2 separate regions of the Homo sapiens genome follow, and region 1 is linked to region 2. A link is an interaction called in ENCODE POLR2A ChIA-PET data of the cell type or tissue named here. Cell type or tissue: CD4-positive, alpha-beta T cell. All regions are shown on one strand. Each heading gives the region's core, and the rest is flanking DNA. Links, peaks and the distances in the headings are about the cores only.

Region 1 (5,378 bases), core at 100-5,099, 66 kb before region 2:
AAATGAATGAAAGAAAGTTGGCCAAATCAGAAGGTGTAAAAAAGTAAAAGACCACTGGACTGTTAAAAAAAAAAAAGGCAAAGAGAAGAAAAAAGAGAAAAGAAAAGGAAAAGAAAAGAAAAGAAAGAAAAGTTTGCCTGTGTGAAAGTGATAAGGAAAATGTAGAGTTGAGGATCAGTTTTGTTGTTATTTTTGTTTAATGAGGGTACTATCCTAGCACTGTCTGTCACATGTACGAGCTGCAAGTCTTAGGAGGTGCAAGTCACCCAAAGGTTTCGAATCTTTTTACCTTCACACTCAACTCAGAGAATGTGACTTCCCTTGTACTGACTGTTAAGTGCCCAGAGCATCAATCTAGAAGTTTTTTGTTTTACATGCATCTCATCTCCCTTAGGAGAAGTGTATCTCATCTCTTAAAATGGAAGATTAAAATGCCCTTCTATATACTTGGTGGTATCAGAAGAAGAATACTAAGCTGTACCTATTAGAGAGCCTGAGTGAAAAAGGTTTTCTGCTGCTATTTTAATTTGAAGGCATATTTTACAGGGTCACTATTATTTCTACCCCCTGTAACAAGTTTATTTCCATTTTATTGCTTCTAGGGAATTTCCCTTTGTCTCTATTCCACACTCTCTCTCCATCCTGCCTGCTGCCCTGGCAACATGCTATAAGGGAAAACCACACATGGGATTGAAAGTCAGATTATCTGGGTTCTATTCTAATTCAGTCACATATTACTTTAAGTGATTAAACTTCACAACCTCAGTTTCCACAACTGTATATAGAGATTACATCTAAACTTCATGGGACTGTTGTAAGGATTATATAAAAATATACATTAAATGCCTAAGCACATAATGCCTGAACGAAAATATACCCTACACATATTAATTCAATTTTCTTTTCATCACTGTACACATTCTTTTTTTTTTTCCTCTCTCTCTCTCTCTCTCTCTCCCCCCCCCCCCCCCACAATCAGGAAGCCCTGGGGGGGGGGGCGGGGGGGGGGAACACCTTGAGAAAGTAACTTGCCCAGTTACAGCAGAAATAATTTTAAATAAGTACTAAGAGAGGTGGATGGGTGGGGCCAGAGGTATAATAAGGCAGCATCCAAAAGGGCAAGGAAGATGCCCAAGTCAGAATAATCAGGCTCTGTGCCAGTTCTGCCTCCCACCCCTAAGCCCTAAGTTCCTTCTTGTAGCTATAACTATGTCTATCTCCTTCTTTTACTAAGTCACACTTGCCAACATGTCTCACGTCAAAGTCTACATTATTAAAAACAAACAGGAGGCTGGGCACAGTGGCTCACGGCTGTAATCCCAGCGCTTTGGGAGGCCGAGGCGGGCAGATCACGAAGTCAGGAGTTCGAGACCAACCTGGCAAACATGGTGAAACCCTGTCTCTACTAAAAATACAAAAATTAGCCAGGCGTGGTGGCGTACGCCTGTAGTCCCAGCTAATCAGGAGGCTGAGGCAGGAGACTTGCTTGAACCCGGGAGGTGGAGGCTGCAACGAGCTGAGATTGCGCCACTGCACTCCACCCTGGGCGACAGAGCGAGACTCCATCTCAAAAAATAATAATAAATAATAAATAAAAACAAACAGTCATGGTGGCTTGCGCCTGTAATCCCAGCACTGTGGGAGGCCAAAGTGGGTGGATCACTTGAGGTCAGGAGTTCGAGACCAGCCTGATCAACATGGTGCAACCCCATCTCTAAACACAAAAATTAGCTAGGCATGGTGGCACACATCTGTAGTCCCAGCTACTCAGGAGGCTGAGGCAACGAGAATTGCTTGAACCCGGGAGGCGGAGGTTTCAGTGAACTGAGATCACACCACTGCACTTCAGCCTGGGCAAGAGAGCAAGACTCCATCTCAAAAAAAAATTAAAATTAAAATTAAAACTCACTCACATTCACACACCAGGTAGTACAATGGGCAGTAGAATCCTGAGTTCTACTCTTGTCTCTCCAACTTACTAGAATAGTTTCCTCATTTGTAACACAGAAATGACAATGTGTCTTGACTACAAGATTATAAGGACCAAACAGAAGAATGTATGTGAAAGTACTTTGTACACAATAAAACATGGTTATTGTCATAGGTACAGTGGGTCTACCTTTGGCCAGTTTAGGTGTTAGGTTTTACTTTAAAAAGGCCTCAGTTCTACAATACTCTATTTCTGTGATCCAAGGCTGCCTATTTCCAGTTCAAGTCCTCTTCTTCCTGGCAGCTGAAAATTTTATATTGTCATCCTAATTTCACTTGATTCCCTGATTTTTGCAAGGTTCCTCAAATTTCTCTAACCAAATGGGCTCCATGTCTCCAAAATGGTAACTAAAGACCACTAGAACTGATCACCTCTACCTGTCCTTTTGGTTCTAATATTCTAAGATTCTTGGGCCTATGTTCCCAATGCACTTTGTCTGTATCTCTACTTGAGCAATTTTCTTAGTCTACTTTGCATTACAGGTTTATCTGACACCATCTCCTAAAGAAAAAGCCACAGGTAGGTTGTCCTATGTTGTTTTATATTCCCCGTAGCAATTAACGTGGAGCTTCACAAAAGTATTAGTTGAATTGACTTGATGCTAATTTCTCATTTTTTTATACTTACTATCCCTACTACACCATAATTATAGACCACCTTATTCTTTTGTACTGCCATTGGCCTGGTACAGTGTGAAATAAACAGTCAACATTTTTTTTAACGACCTGATGTGACTAGCTCTTTTTTTTTTTTTTTTTTTTTTTTTGAGACAGGGTATCACTCTGTTGCCCAGGCTACGGTGAAGTGGCACAATCACAGCTCACTATAACCTCGAACTCCTGGGCTCGAGCAATCCTCCTGCCTCAGCCTCCTGATTAGCTAGGACATAACTGAAAGTGAAAGCAAGTATGACAACTCAGATCTTAGTTTTAGCTTTAAAAATAACAAGCTATGGGTGTGACCTTAGGCAAACTGCTTCATTTCTCCAGGCCTCATTAAGATATCTCTTACAACTTTTAAACAAAGTCTGGAGAGGATGTTGAGAGGAATCAAGTAAGAATAAGCCCTTCTGAAAAACCCTAGGTTTATCTCTAGTATAGCACTTATCATTCTGTATTATAATTGTCTACTTGTTACTCTCCTGTACCAAACCCCGAGCTCCTGAAAGGCCAGAATTATGTATTTCATCTCTGAATCCAAGCATGTGCATAGAACGTGGCACACAGTAACAGTTCAGTAAATGTTCAATGGCCAAACTACTGAAAATTATAAGTGCCTATACTTACGAAGACTCTTATGTATAAATGGACTTATATAAACTTATAAGAAAGAATAATTCATCTCCCTCATGTACAACCCTTTCAAATAACATTAAATAAAAGTATTTTTCTTATTATCACCAGCTCAAGTCCAGGTTTTGTTTTTTGTTGGTAGTTTTTTTTTTTTTTAAAGACAGAGTCGTGCTCTGTCACCGAAGCTGGAGTGCGGTGGAGCAATCGTGGCTTCCTGCAGTCTCAACCCCCTGGACTCAAGCAAATCCTCCCCGCTCAGCTCCCAGAGTAGCTGGGACTACAGGGATGTGTCACCACAACAAGCTAAGTTTTGTAAGTTTTGTAGAGATGGGGTTTCACCATGTTGCCCAGGCTGGTCTCAAACTCCAGAGCTCGAGCAATTCACCCACCTCAGCCTCCCAAAATGCTGGAATTATAGACATGAGACACGGCACCAGCCTAGGAAGTCCAATTATTGAATGCCCAGAATCATCTGAAATTCAGGATCCCTAGAAGATATCCTGACAAGGGCCTCAGAAGTGCATGCCTCCTACGCTCTAAATAATATACCTCCTAATAAATAAATAAACATATATATATGGAGACAGGTCTCTCTGTCACCCAGGCAGGAGTGCAATGGTGCAATCATGGCTTAATGCAGCCTTAAGCTCCTGGGCTCAAGAGACCCTCCCACCTCAGCCTCCCAAGTATCTGTGCACCAAAATGCCCAGCTAATTTTTTTTATTTTTATTTTTTTGTAGAGACAGGGTCTTGCTATGTTGCCCAGGCTGGTCTTGAACTCCTGGCCTCAAACGATCCTCTTCTCTCGACCTCCCAAAGTGCTAGGATTACAGGCATGAGCCACTACGCCTGACAATAATACCTAATGCTTATACATTATTTCATAGTTCAAAGCACTTTCACATCCATACTCTCAATCCTTAATAATGACCCCATAAGGATATTATCAAATTCATTTTATATGTTGAAGAAATTGAGGCTCATATTTTAAATACTTTGCTAACCTAAGGCAAGCTGATATCAACTAAAGGAGGGCTTTCATATTTAGCCTCTCTTGCTTCAGTGCCCAAAAGAGGCAGAAACAAGAACACCACCATCTCCACTCCCCTGGCCTCTACAAACGAGGTGGATCAGACCACTATCTGCTATTGCTTTACTGAGCTGACTACCTCTTAAGTTTTTCTCGTCTCCATAAAAATCAGTTACCCAGAGTATTTTATTATGTCTTAAGCAAAAAATAAGACCAGCCCAGGGAGAAAAATCCCCAAGATTACAAACAACCACATTTATAAGCTGCTGGCTTATATCTTTATAAACAAAGCTAAAAAAATAAGGGGAAAACCTGCTCCAATGGGGAGCTGTAAACCCTACTGACCAAACAGCCCCTTGGCACTTAGGTAGGTAGTTATATACAGCTAATTTAGTCTGTAATAGTTTTTGTACTTCTTCAATAATTTGTACTGCCTATTGTTTTCTCCATACCATTCTAAATGCCTCAAGAGCAGAGATCACATCTTCTAGTTAATTTACATCTGTTCCTGTACAATGACCATATAGTACCCAAACCAAAATTGGTTTTTCTGGCCTAGAAATTTATATAAAGTCTTATCCAAATTTAAAAATTAAAATACATAGGCTAGGCACAGTGGTTCATGCCTGTAATCCCAGCACTTGGGAGACCAAGACAGAAGGATCACTTGAGGCCAGGAGTTCAAGACTAGCCTGGGCAACATAGTAAGACCTTGTCTCTATAAAAAATAAAACAAAATTAGTCAGGCGTAGTGGCACACACCTGTGGTCCCAGCTACTTGGGAGGCTGAAGTGGGAGGATAGCTTAAGCCCCAGAGGTCAAGGCTGCAGTGAGCCGAGATCAAGTCACTGCACTCCAGATGACAGAGCAAGACCCTGCCTCAAACATTAAAAAGTAGTCTGGGCATGGTGGCTCACGCCTGTAATCTCAGCACTTTGGGAGGCCAAGGCAGGTGGATCACCTGAGGTCAGGAGTTTGAGACCAGCCTGGCCAACATGGTGAAACCCCCCCTCTACTAAAAATACAAAAATTAACTGGGTGTGGTGGCGCACGCCTGTAATCTCAG
Region 2 (5,378 bases), core at 83-5,082:
TAATCCCAGCATTTTGGGAGGCCAAAGCAGGTGGATCACTTAAGGTCAGGAGTTCGAGACAAGCCTGGCCAACATAGCGAAACCTCGTATCTACTGAAAAACACGTACAAAAATTAGCTGGGAGTGGTGGCATGCACCTTTAGTCCCAGCTACTCGGGAGGCTGAGGCACAAGAATTGCTTGAACCCAGGAGGCGGGTGTTGCAGTGAGCCAAGATCTCACCACTGCACTCCAGCCTGGGCGAAAGAGTGAGGCTCTGTCTGAAAAAAAAAAAAAGAAAGAAAGAAAGAAAAAAGAAAGCAAGCCAAAGTGACCTGGCCACAACCACACAGCCAAGAGGAGACAGAGCTGGGACCTGAACAAGATGTGTCTGGTGCCATTATGTGTTCCTAACCATTAGATCGCACACTGCCTCTGCCCTCCAACCTGACCCAGAATCTAGCTTCTTTCATTAGCCACCTGTCTCTTCCCAGGCCGTCTGATTATATCGAAGATCTCCCTGGACACACCTGCTGCTGGGACCAACCACTCTTCCTCTCTGGCCCCAGGGCAGCCCCTTACCCTGTGGGAGCTGTCTCCTGGGCAAGCCAGACAAATTTCACTCGAGTGCCCCTTCACCGATGAGAAGCTCTGAGTGGATGAAAAATCAGCTATCAGTGTAATCACCCCATTCCAGCCTGCAGCTCTTCTAGTTGGACTCTGCCTCCAGGCTCCCCCACCTCCATTCCTTGTTTTTGTTTTTGTTTTTTGAGATGAAGTCTCGCTCTATCACCCTGGCTGGAGTGCAGTGGCATGATCTTGGCTCACTGCAAGTTCTGCCTCCCTGATTCAAGCGATTGTCCTGCCTCAGCCTCCTGAGTAGCTGCAATTACAGGTGCATGCCACCACACCTAGGTAATTTTTATATTTTTAGTAGAGATGGGGTTTCGAAATGTTGGCCAGGCTGGTCTCAAACTCCTGACCCCAAGTGATCTGCCCGCCTCAGCCTCCCAAAGTGCTGGGATTACAGGCGTGAGCCACCACGCCCGGCCCATTTCTTCTTTTACACCCAGCTTGAGTGATTGGTTTCAACACTGGTCTAACTGTATCATTCCTTTGCTAAATAATCTTCAATAGCTCCCTGTTGCTCCCAGGATAAAGTTCAAAGTAGATAGCTTGGTCAAGTCCCCAAGGCCCAGCTTATTTCTCCAACCCTCTCTTTCTTCTCAGGCACTCTAGACTCTCAGCACCCCCGAACTCTAGACTCTCAGCACCCCTGAATCATTCACCATTTTCAGCCTCAGACCCTTTGCACATCTGTGTGTCATGAAATGAACAGAAGTATGGATGAGCTTTCACACATATCCTGGGCTGTGAAGCTGTTGGATTCCATCAGCCTTACCTTCTCTGGGTGGCAGCAAAGACTTCCTGCCTTCTTGCAGAAACTTCTCTGCTGGACTGGAGTTGACCATCAACTGTCTGGAAAAGGGACCTGTCAGGAAGAGGGCACCAGCAGTTCCAACTCTGTGTAGAGCCCCAGTAAATGAGGACCTTATCTTGTACCCAAATCTAAGTGTCAGAGGCTACCTCGTGAGCTAGGTGTCAGGGAGTTCCCCCTGCAGCAAAAGGAAGCTAGGTTTCCCACCCGGTCTGTGTGATGCCTGCATCCAGGCTCTTAGCCACTACTCCATACTACCTCCTTGACTGAGGCAGAATTCACCTCTGTATATGTATAATGTATATGTATATATGTATAATGTATACAGTACAATGCTGTCCTAGCCTTGACCTCCCAGGCTTAAGGCATTCTCCCACCTCAGCCTCCTGAATAGCTGGGACTACAGGCATGCACCACCACACCCAGCTAGTTTTTGTGTTTTTTGTAGAGACGGAGTTTCACCGTGTTGCCCAGGCTGGTCTCAAACTCCTGAGCTCAAGAGATCCACCTGCCTCGGCCTCCAAAGGTGCTGCAATTACAGGTACAAGCCACCGCGCCAGGCTGGCTTTGCTATTCCCCGCTCACCATTCCCCCTTGCAAAGGAAAATTGATCGGAAGAGGAAGGAGCCCACCCACCTTTGATTTCTGCACTTTTTCCTGGTGCCTCTGCGCCACCTGGTGGCCATATCTAAAATAAATTAGGATTTCTGAAGAAAGCTTTAAGGAGGTGTAGGGTGGGTCCACTTAACAACAAAATTCTCAACAGCAAACTTTTCATCCCAGTCCACATTTCTCTATAAGGCCCCAGGTCTCACCAGTGCCTGAGGTTATGAGAAAGGCAGAAGTGAATTTTGTCCCACTGAAGAATCTTGGGTCTGTCACTGCCCCTTCTGGGATCAGTTTCCTCATCTGTTAATAAAAAAGGCAGGAGGCCGAGTGCGGTGGCTCACACCTGTAATCCCAGCACTTTGGGAGGCTGAGGCAAGTGGATCACCTGAGGTCAGGAGTTTGAGACCAGCCTGGCCAACATGGTGAAACCCCATCTCTACTAAAAATACAAAAATTAGCCGGGCGTGGTGGCAGCCACCTGTAGTCCCAGCTACCCGGCAGGCTGAGGCAGGAGAATCACTTGAATCTGGGAGGTGGAGGTTTGGTGAGCTGAGATCACACCACTGCACTTCACCCTGGGTGGCAGAGCGAGACTCCCTCTCAAAAAAAGAAAGAGGCAGGAGGGGACTGGGCGCTACCAGCTCTGACATTCTAGGATTCATGTCTAAAGTGACTCTGCCTCCTCCCTTAGCTCAGTGAGCAAAATGTAAGCTCCCGGAGGGCAGGGAAGTTGCTGGCTTGTTCAATCTCTATCCCAAGTGCATGGGCAGTGCTTTGTACATAGGAGATACTTTATTGGGTTTGGGGCTATATTAATAGAAGCACTGTGTGTACAGTGAGGGAGATGATAGTCCTTCTGTCCGTGTCTAGAGAACTGTGTTCCATTTTGGGATCAGAACTTTGACTGGAACATGGAAAAAGTATAACTTATCCATAGGATGATGAACAAGATGATGGCTGGGGGGACCTCAAAATCACATTTTATGGGGAAGAGTTGAAGGAGCCACTCTCTGACTGTGGTATATAAAATACTGAAGGGGTGCAATGTGTCCACTTCAAACATCTGAAGAGAGCACGTGGGCTTTGAGAACTAGGAACCAGGGGCTGCCACTTCTGGGAGACAGATTTTTCTTTCCCCAAAACCAAGGGAAGCTTTCAGTCAGAGCTCAATAAAGAACAAATATGCATTTGATCTCAGTCTGTCCCTAATGTGCTTTTAAGCTTGGCAAGTTCCCTCATGACTTTGAACCTCAGTTTTCTCACATATAAAATGGGCATAATATGGAACATGCAGGAACATGCAGGCCTCCCAAAGTGCTGGGATTACAGGCATGAGCCACCACGCCTGGCCAAGTTCTAAGTTTATCTTCAATTTGACTTTTTTTTTTTATGTTATGAGGGAATCATAGAAAGCATGTTTAAAGTGCCGAGTGGGCCAGGCACAGTGGCTCATGCCTGTAATCCCAGCACTTTGGGAGGCTGAGGTGGGCGGATCACGAGGTCAGGAGTTTGAGACCAGCCTGGCCAGTATGGTGAAACGCCCATCCCTACTAAAAATACAAAAATTAGCTGGGCATGGCGGCAGGTGCCTGTAATCCCAGTTACTCAGGAGGCTGAGGCAGGAGAATCGCTTGAACCCGGGAGGTGGAGGTTGCAGTGAGTTGAGATTGCGCCATTGCCCTCCACCCTGGCAACAAGAGTGGAACTCTGTCTCAAAAATAAATAATAAAAATAAATAAAGTGCCAAGTGCAAGGCCTGGCACCTGACTAGTTTTGGGTTAGTGTAGCTATGGTTAAAAAAATACAGAAAGGGTAGGGAGCGGTGGCTCATGCCTGTAATCCCAGCACTTTGGGAGGCCGAGGCGGTCGGATCACGAGGTCAAGAGATCAAGACCATCCTGGCCAACATGGTGAAACCCCGTCTCTACTAAAAATACAAAAAAAAAAAAATTATCTGGGTGTGGTGGCGCATGCCTGTGGTCCCAGCTATTCAGGAGGCTGAGGCAGAATAATCGCTTGAACCCAGGAGGCGGAGTTTGCAGTGAGCCGGGATCGTGCCACGGCACTGCAGCCTCGCGATAGAGCGAAACTCTGTCTTAAAAAAAAAATAGAGAAAGGTGATGAGCACCCTCTCAAACAACTGGTACAAGTGTTGCCAAGGAGGTGGTAGAGGCTGATGGCTAGCCATGCTGGCTCTCAGGTCATACTGCTAGATGTAATTCTGACTTTGCTATTTATTTATTTTTGTTTTATTTTTTGAGATAGGGTATTGCTCTGTCACCCAGGCTACAGTGCAGTGGCATGAACATGGCTCACTACAGCTTCAACCTCTCAGGTTCAAGGGATTCTCCCACCTCAGCCTCCTGAGTAGCTGGGACTACAGGTGCATGCCACCAAACCTGTCTAGTTTTTGTGTTTTTTTGTAGAGATGGGGTTTCACCATGTTGCCCAGGCTGGTATCAAACTCCTGAGCTCAAGGAATCCGCCCACCTAGGCCTCAGAAAGTACTGGGATTACAGGCTTGAACTATCATGCCCGCTGTCTTTGCTATTTAGTTGCAGCAATACCTTGAGTGAATTACTTAACCATTCTGAGTCTCAGTTTACCCATCTGCAAAATGGGGATAATAGTAGTTCCCACTTCACCAATTATAATGCATAAGCTGCTGCTCTGATGTTAGAGATCTGATTGGGATTGTCCTGGATGACCTTGAAGGCCCTCTCCCATCTGATACCCTCTAGGTCTAGAATTCCTACTCCTTCCCTTGGGAGCAAAATAGACGGGGGCCAGGGAAGCAGGTAAATGCACTATCTTAAGACCCTCAGATGCAGAGGACTACTCACATCTATCCTTGCCAGTGACCGTGTAAAAAGGGCACTTCTGCCTTCCTCCCCTCAGTCCACCTCTTCCTGTGACAGGTGGCTGGAATGCACCTGAGGGAGCTGAGGGCGTGGGGTGCGGCACAGGCTTGGTGGAGGACCGGCTGTCTGGCTTTGTAATCTGTTTCATGCACTTTGGTCCCCAGAGGAACTGTGAGCTCCATGAGGGACCCAGCTGCTGTATGGAGAACAGAAATTAGTCAACAGCATGGGGAGGATCAATGGGGAGGATCAGAGGTTGCCAACTGGTGGCCCAGAGGCCAAACCTTGTTCACAGGCTTGTTTGGTGATCTACATAGTTGCACCGTGTTTTCTGTGTGTGTGTGTGTGTGTGTGTGTGTGTGTGTATGTGTTTAGTTAATTCCTTATAAGCTAACTGTGGCCTAGTCTCATTCAATAACCTCCCCCAGTTTTGAACGCTCCAGAGTTGAGCATAGGCCCCAACCACCCTGAGGTTAACATTATTATTACCCA

What was found. Peaks named below come from ENCODE experiments on the same cell type or tissue, not always from the same donor. Only the 100,000 strongest peaks of a DNase experiment are listed, where the experiment ranks them.
Region 1: POLR2A ChIA-PET joins it to region 2 with 13 read pairs; 20 of 35 experiments call an interaction of 5 or more read pairs at or near these places.

What each region holds. Positions count from the first base shown.
Region 1 is chr1:23,116,521-23,121,898 of GRCh38, forward strand. The region is part of intron 1 of LUZP1 (leucine zipper protein 1); the gene reads right to left. Among named protein-coding and RNA genes, the nearest start is that of LUZP1, 50 kb to the right of the region's middle. In CD4-positive, alpha-beta T cell, for the core only: no CTCF peak of the experiment used is centred there; DNase peaks (open chromatin) are centred at 2,511, 2,831 and 3,521; H3K4me3 peaks cover 945 bases; H3K27ac peaks cover 2,577 bases.
Region 2 is chr1:23,182,769-23,188,146 of GRCh38, forward strand. No RefSeq gene overlaps it. Among named protein-coding and RNA genes, the nearest start is that of LUZP1, 17 kb to the left of the region's middle. In CD4-positive, alpha-beta T cell, for the core only: CTCF peaks have their summits at 2,080 (motif pointing left) and 2,281; DNase peaks (open chromatin) are centred at 1,583 and 2,083; H3K4me3 peaks cover 387 bases.